2 separate regions of the Homo sapiens genome follow, and region 2 is linked to region 1. A link is an interaction called in ENCODE POLR2A ChIA-PET data of the cell type or tissue named here. Cell type or tissue: K562. All regions are shown on one strand. Each heading gives the region's core, and the rest is flanking DNA. Links, peaks and the distances in the headings are about the cores only. Region 1 has its middle 1.5 kb from the start of C1QA. Region 2 overlaps ZBTB40 (zinc finger and BTB domain containing 40).

Evidence for each region. Peaks named below come from ENCODE experiments on the same cell type or tissue, not always from the same donor. Only the 100,000 strongest peaks of a DNase experiment are listed, where the experiment ranks them.
Region 2: POLR2A ChIA-PET joins it to region 1 with 10 read pairs; 2 of 35 experiments call an interaction of 5 or more read pairs at or near these places.

Annotation. Positions count from the first base shown.
Region 1 is chr1:22,633,665-22,636,554 of GRCh38, reverse strand. It overlaps a transcript of C1QA not described here. Among named protein-coding and RNA genes, the nearest start is that of C1QA, 1.5 kb to the left of the region's middle. In K562, for the core only: no CTCF peak of the experiment used is centred there; no DNase peak of the experiment used is centred there; H3K27me3 peaks cover 700 bases.
Region 2 is chr1:22,467,701-22,470,604 of GRCh38, reverse strand. The region is part of intron 1 of ZBTB40 (zinc finger and BTB domain containing 40); the gene reads right to left. Among named protein-coding and RNA genes, the nearest start is that of ZBTB40, 17 kb to the right of the region's middle. In K562, for the core only: no CTCF peak of the experiment used is centred there; no DNase peak of the experiment used is centred there.

The sequences.
Region 1 (2,890 bases), core at 1-2,500:
AGTGGCCAGAAGCTCACCAGGGACATTTCAAGCAGACTTCAGCAAGACTGGGACATTGGGCGTCCTGCCCCAGCAACAGCTGGTGTGGGAGTGGGGGCAGTGAGGCCAGTGCCTGTGAGGATGTGGGGTGGAGGCCGTGCAGGGTGAGGTTCTGAGAACCAGCGAAGCACAGAACACCAGAGCGGAAGGAATCTTTAAAAAAATCTGTCCCTTGTAGGACTTTTCATGATTATGAAAGTGACATGCAATTCATTGCCAAAAGCTTGGAAAATACAAAGAAGAAAGAACAGTGCATTGGTGAGAAGGAAGCACAGCAATCTGTTTCTAGACTTGCTGCTTCCTAGTTGCATGTCTTTGGGAAATTACTTGACCTCCTGAGCCCTCAGTTTTATCTGTACACTGGGAACGGGGTCCTATATCATCTGATTATTATAACATTTTAATGACTTGCACATACAAAACACTTGGCACATGGTGAACACTTAGTCACTAGCTTTTGCCAACATTTAAAAAAACAGCAAGTCTAGGTGCTTTGGCTCACGCCTGTAATCCCAGCATTTTGGGAGGTCAAGGCAGGCGGATCACTTGAGGTCAGGAGTTCGAGACCAGCCTGGCCAACATGGTGAAACTCCATCTCTACTAAAAATTTAAAAAATAGCCAGGTGTGGTAGCATGCACCTGTGTAGTCCCAGCTATTTGGGAGGCTGAGCTGGGAGGATTGCTAGAGCCCAGGAGGTTGAGGCTGCAGTGAGCTTTGATCTTACCACTGCACTCCTGCCTGGGAGACAGAACAAGACCCCATCTCAAAAAAAAAAAAAAAAAAAAGAGATGGCAATGGCGGGCCGTCTGGAATGGCTGCTGTCATCACACTGGCTGCAGCAGGGAGGCACGGCCAGGGCTGCATGCTCCATGTAGCCAGTGGGAGCTGGGGACAGTGGGAACCCCGCCCTCCTGGGAACCACTGCAGCTGCCAAACCACAGCTGATCCTGCTTCATGGAGCAGGTGGGGGCCCCCGCCATCCCCCATGCAGCTGCAGCTGCCTAAACTGCAGCTGTGGACCCAGGCATCCCTGCAATCTTGGGGGCCCGGGAAGGCCCCCCGCCCCACCCTTCAGGCTCAGAAGTGTCTGCTCCCACTGCCTGGCTTCTCCCTCCTCTTGGCGCCCACTCTGATCTTAGAGCAAAGTTGGTGCTGAGCCTGGGTGCTGTCGCAGCCTGGCTGGGTGTGGGCATGCTTGGGGCAGTGCTGACACACTAGACCCCTGCTGCCTTGGCCCCCTCTGGACTTTGGGCACTGACTAGCATGGAAGGAAAGCCAAGGGGAAACTGAGGGCAGCTCGGCACTGGCCTGCAGACGCTCCTTGGCATGAACAGCCTGGGCACCATGAACAGCAGCAGGAGACAGACAGGCTCCTGGGTGGAAGGGGATGGGTCCCTGGTGAGGCCCTACCTTCAAGCCAGGGAGGGCCTCAAGGCTGGGGGCCAGGCTGCCAGTCCCACACACCAGAGTGGGAACTTATGGTGTATTTTCTGGGCTTGCCTATAGCCACCCATGGACCAATCAGTATGCACTTCCTCCTCTCTGAGGCTCATGAAAGCTTCAGGCTCAGCCAGAGCTGGGCAGACATTGGATGACCAGCTGCCGAGAGGAGCTACCCGCTCCAGGGCCTCCTCTCTGCTGAGAGCTGCAGAGATGGCAGAACAACTTGCCTGCAGAAAGGAGCTTCCCATTCCAGGGTCTTCCCTCTTCTGAGAGCTGGAAAGTCGACAGGATGACCTGCCTGCAGAGAGGAGCTTCCCATTCCAGGGTCTCCTCTCTGCTAGCAGCTGAACACTCATCAGGACACCCTGGCTGTGGAAAGGAGCTGCCCCCTGAGGGAGGCTCTGCAGGAGGCTGAGCTGTTCTATCGCTCAGTAAAGCTCCTCTTCGTCTTGCTCACTCCCCACTTGTCTGCATACCTCATTCTTCCTGGTTGCAGGATAAGAACTTGGGACCCATCAAATGGTGGGGCTGAAAGAGCTGTAACACAAACAAGGCTGAAACATGCCCCTTGCTTGCCATGATGCAGGTGAAGGGAAGGAAAGAAGAGCTGCGGCCCTCTGGGGAACCCAGACCTGGGAGCTCCCCAAGCTGGAGCTGTGACTCCCTTTTCGGGGCCCTGTGGTTCCTGGCATCTCGAAGCTTCTGGGTGCCACCGTGTTCCCCGGTGCCAGCTGTGGAAGCTGCTTGTGGTGTACTTGGTCTAGCCACAACCTCTCAGAGAGCTGGCGCCCATGCTGGCACCTGGAGCTGCTCACCCCGCTGCAGCAGCCGGCATGTCTGACTGTGTGCAGTGGCCAGACCCCATGTTCACTCACACACCCTTCACTGTTCCATGCCTGACTTGCCCTGGGCAGATGTGGAACCCAGGCTGGTAATGTGAGCTGAGTGCTGCCTGCCAGGAGGAGTGAGTGAAACAAGCCCAGTGGGCCTGAGCAAAACTTGGGCAAAGGTGCCACCAGCCACAGAGGTTTCCGGCCAGAAAATGACACCCCAAAGATCCTGTAACACCATCTCAAAAAAAAACAAAAAACAAAACCCAGCAACAAAAGCCTGTGAATTCTACCATCTAGAGACAATTGCTGCTAGTGTTTGAACAGATCATCTAGCCTTACTCACCTTAACTGATGGGATGCTCATTACCTGTCAGCACGGCACACTGCATCATTGTCAGCTTGGACCCTGAGAATGCTTTTCTTTAGATAGAGAGGCTCTGTCTCTCCCAGACTGGAGACCAATGTGTTCAGGCCTGGGCTGACCACATCTGTCTGCTTCTTCTCATGAGCATGTTTTTGTTTGTTTGTTTGTTTTCTGAAAATTTTGCCAGAGGCAGGAGGAGGAAAAGAGGAG
Region 2 (2,904 bases), core at 87-2,586, 170 kb after region 1:
TCCTACTGGCCCTGACCATAGGCTTTTCTTTTGACGCTCGGGACATCTGTCTATACCAGATCAGAACTACTCCTCCTTCAAGAAGCCGAAGCCCAATGAAGCTCCCAGCTCACTTCAGATTTATCCCCCTTCTAGCTTCCTTCTGGGCCATCTGCCATACACTGGCTGTGGCAGACTCATTCCTTGTTCCCTTTCTCTGTTCCCCCACCCACTCCTTTCTCCCACACACTTCATTCACTTGTTACTACTCTCCCTTCCTTCATGCCACTTAAAACTTTATAAAAAACTTATCGATACCAAATGTACATGAAATGATTCCTTATCAGAAGGATAACAGTCAGAATTATGCAACTAGAATTATCCTCAGAGATTATGTAATTCAGCCCTATTATTTTACAGATGAAAGAATTGATAGAAATCAAGTGACCTGCTCAAGTCATAAATCTATAACAGGCAACAGCAGGGCCAGAACCAGGATCCAGGTTTCTGAGCTTTTAAGCCAGTATTTGAACCAAGATACCAAACTCCTAAGTACACACAACAGGGCTTCAGTGGGGAGGGCTTCCATGCATCTCACATGCTGCTGAAGCACTAGGCTGGTTATACAGCCTGTTTATCATTTTTTTCTTCGAATGTTGATTAAAATTCAACCACTGATGGCTCTTTCAGCAAAAAAATAACTATCTTTAAGTCATAAAACTGCCCAAAATATATGCAAACATATGATTACAAATTTCCCAATCCACTGCCACTAGAACTATAAGGTGGGGCCGGGCACACTGGCTCACACCTGTAATAGCAGCACTTTGGGAGGCCAAGGCAGGCGGTCATTTAAGGTCAGGAGTTCAAAGCCAGCCTGACCAACATGGTGAAACCCCGTCTCTACTAAAAATACAAAAATTAGTCGGGCGTGGTAGCTACTCAGGAGGCTGAGGCAGGAAAATTGCCTGAAGCCAGGAGGCGGAGGTTTCAGTGACCCAAGATCGCACCACTGCACTCCAGCCTGGGTGACAGAGTAAGACTCCGTCTCATAAAAAAAAACAAAAAACAAAAAAACAAAAAAACCCTATCAGGTGGATTTGTGACTTGACCTCAAAAACATTTAGGTGACTATTAATATAGCCGGGTGCAATGGCATGTACCTGTAGTCCCAGCTCCTCAGGAGGCTGGCACAAGAGAATGGCTTGAGGCCAGGAGGCCAAGGCTGTAGTGCTCTTTGATCACACCTGCGAACAGACACCACACTCTATCCTGGGCAACATAGTGAGACTGTGTCTCTTAAAAAAAAAGAAGTAATACATTAATGAAAACATAACTGGAAGAGGCTTTTCTACGCATAAAGGAAACAGAAGAAATTCACAAATGATCAATAGATTTGACTACATAAAAATGTAAGCTTTAAAACAAAACACCATCAACAAAATTAAAACATAAATGATAAACCAGTGAACACTTCATGGCTTAAAGGAAGTGACAACCAGGCACAGTGGCTCAATGCCTATAATCCCAGCACTTTGGGAGGCCAAGGCAGGAGGATCCCTTGAGACAAGGAATTCAAGACTAGCCTGGGCAACATAGTGACACTCCATCTCTAAAAAAAATACCAAAAAATTAGCCAAGTGTGGTGGAGTACACCTGTAGTCCTCGCTGTTCAGGTAGCTGAGGTGGGGACATTACTTGAGCCTAGGCAGTCAAGGCTATAGTGAGCTATGATTGTGCCACTGTATTCCAGCCTGAGTGATAGAGCAAGACCCTGTCCCTACTAAACAAACCAAAAAAGAAAGATTATACAAATCAATAAGGAAACACCAAGCATGGCAGCCCATGCCTATAATCCCAACATTTTGGGAGGCCAAGGCAGGAGGATTACTTGAGCCCAGGAGTTCGAGATCAGCTTAAGCAACAGAGTGAGACCCCATTTCTACAAAAACTAAAAAAAAAAAAAAAAAAAAAAAAAAAAAGCCAGCCAGGCATGGTGGCACATGCCTATACTCCCAGCTAGTTGGAAGGCTGAGGGAGGAGGATCACTTGAGCCCAGGAGTTTCAAGCTGCAGTGAGCCATGATTGTGTCACTGCACTCCAGCATACGCAACAGAGCGACATCCTGTCTCCAAAAAAAAAAAAAAAAAAAAAAAAAAAGGAAACATTAACATTTTAAATTTTAAAAAGAAAAATATAGATAATTCACAAAAAATTAAAAGTCAATAAACTGATTAAAAATTCAGCCTGGTGAATAATTAAAGAAACGCAAATCAAAACATGGAATCAAAAGTTTTTCAGTGACAGTATTTAATTGGGAAATAGTGTTTTAGACCGTGGACTCGGATTTGGCAGAACTAACTTGAACACTTACTCGGTGACCTTGGGCATATCACTTTAATCACTGTGAGCCTTAACATCCTTATAGTTTTAGTGTGAAGATGAAATGAGAGAATGCACCTGAATTGCTTTAGCAAAGTGACTGTCAACAGTAAATGCTCAATAAGTATTAGCTTCTTTTCTTTTTTTTTTTTTTTGAGATGGGGTCTTGCTCTGTCACTCAGGCTGAAGTACAGTGGTGCGACCTTGGCTCACTGCAGCCTTGACCACCTGGGCTGAAGCAATCCTCCCGCATCAGCCTCTCAGGTAGCTAGGACTACAGGCATGAGCCACTACACCTGACTAATTTTTTGATTTGTAGACAGGGTCTCCCTATGTTGCCCAGGCTGCTCGCGAACTCCTGGGTTCAAGGGATCCTCCTGCCTTGGCCTCCCAAGGTGCTGGGATTACAGGCATAAGCTACTGTGCCCAGCCTGCTATTATTATCAGGAAAAAAAAAAAAAAAAAAACAGGCCTGACACAGTGGCTCATGTCTGTAATCCCAGCACTTCGGGAGGCTGAGGTGGGAGGATCACTTGAGGTCAG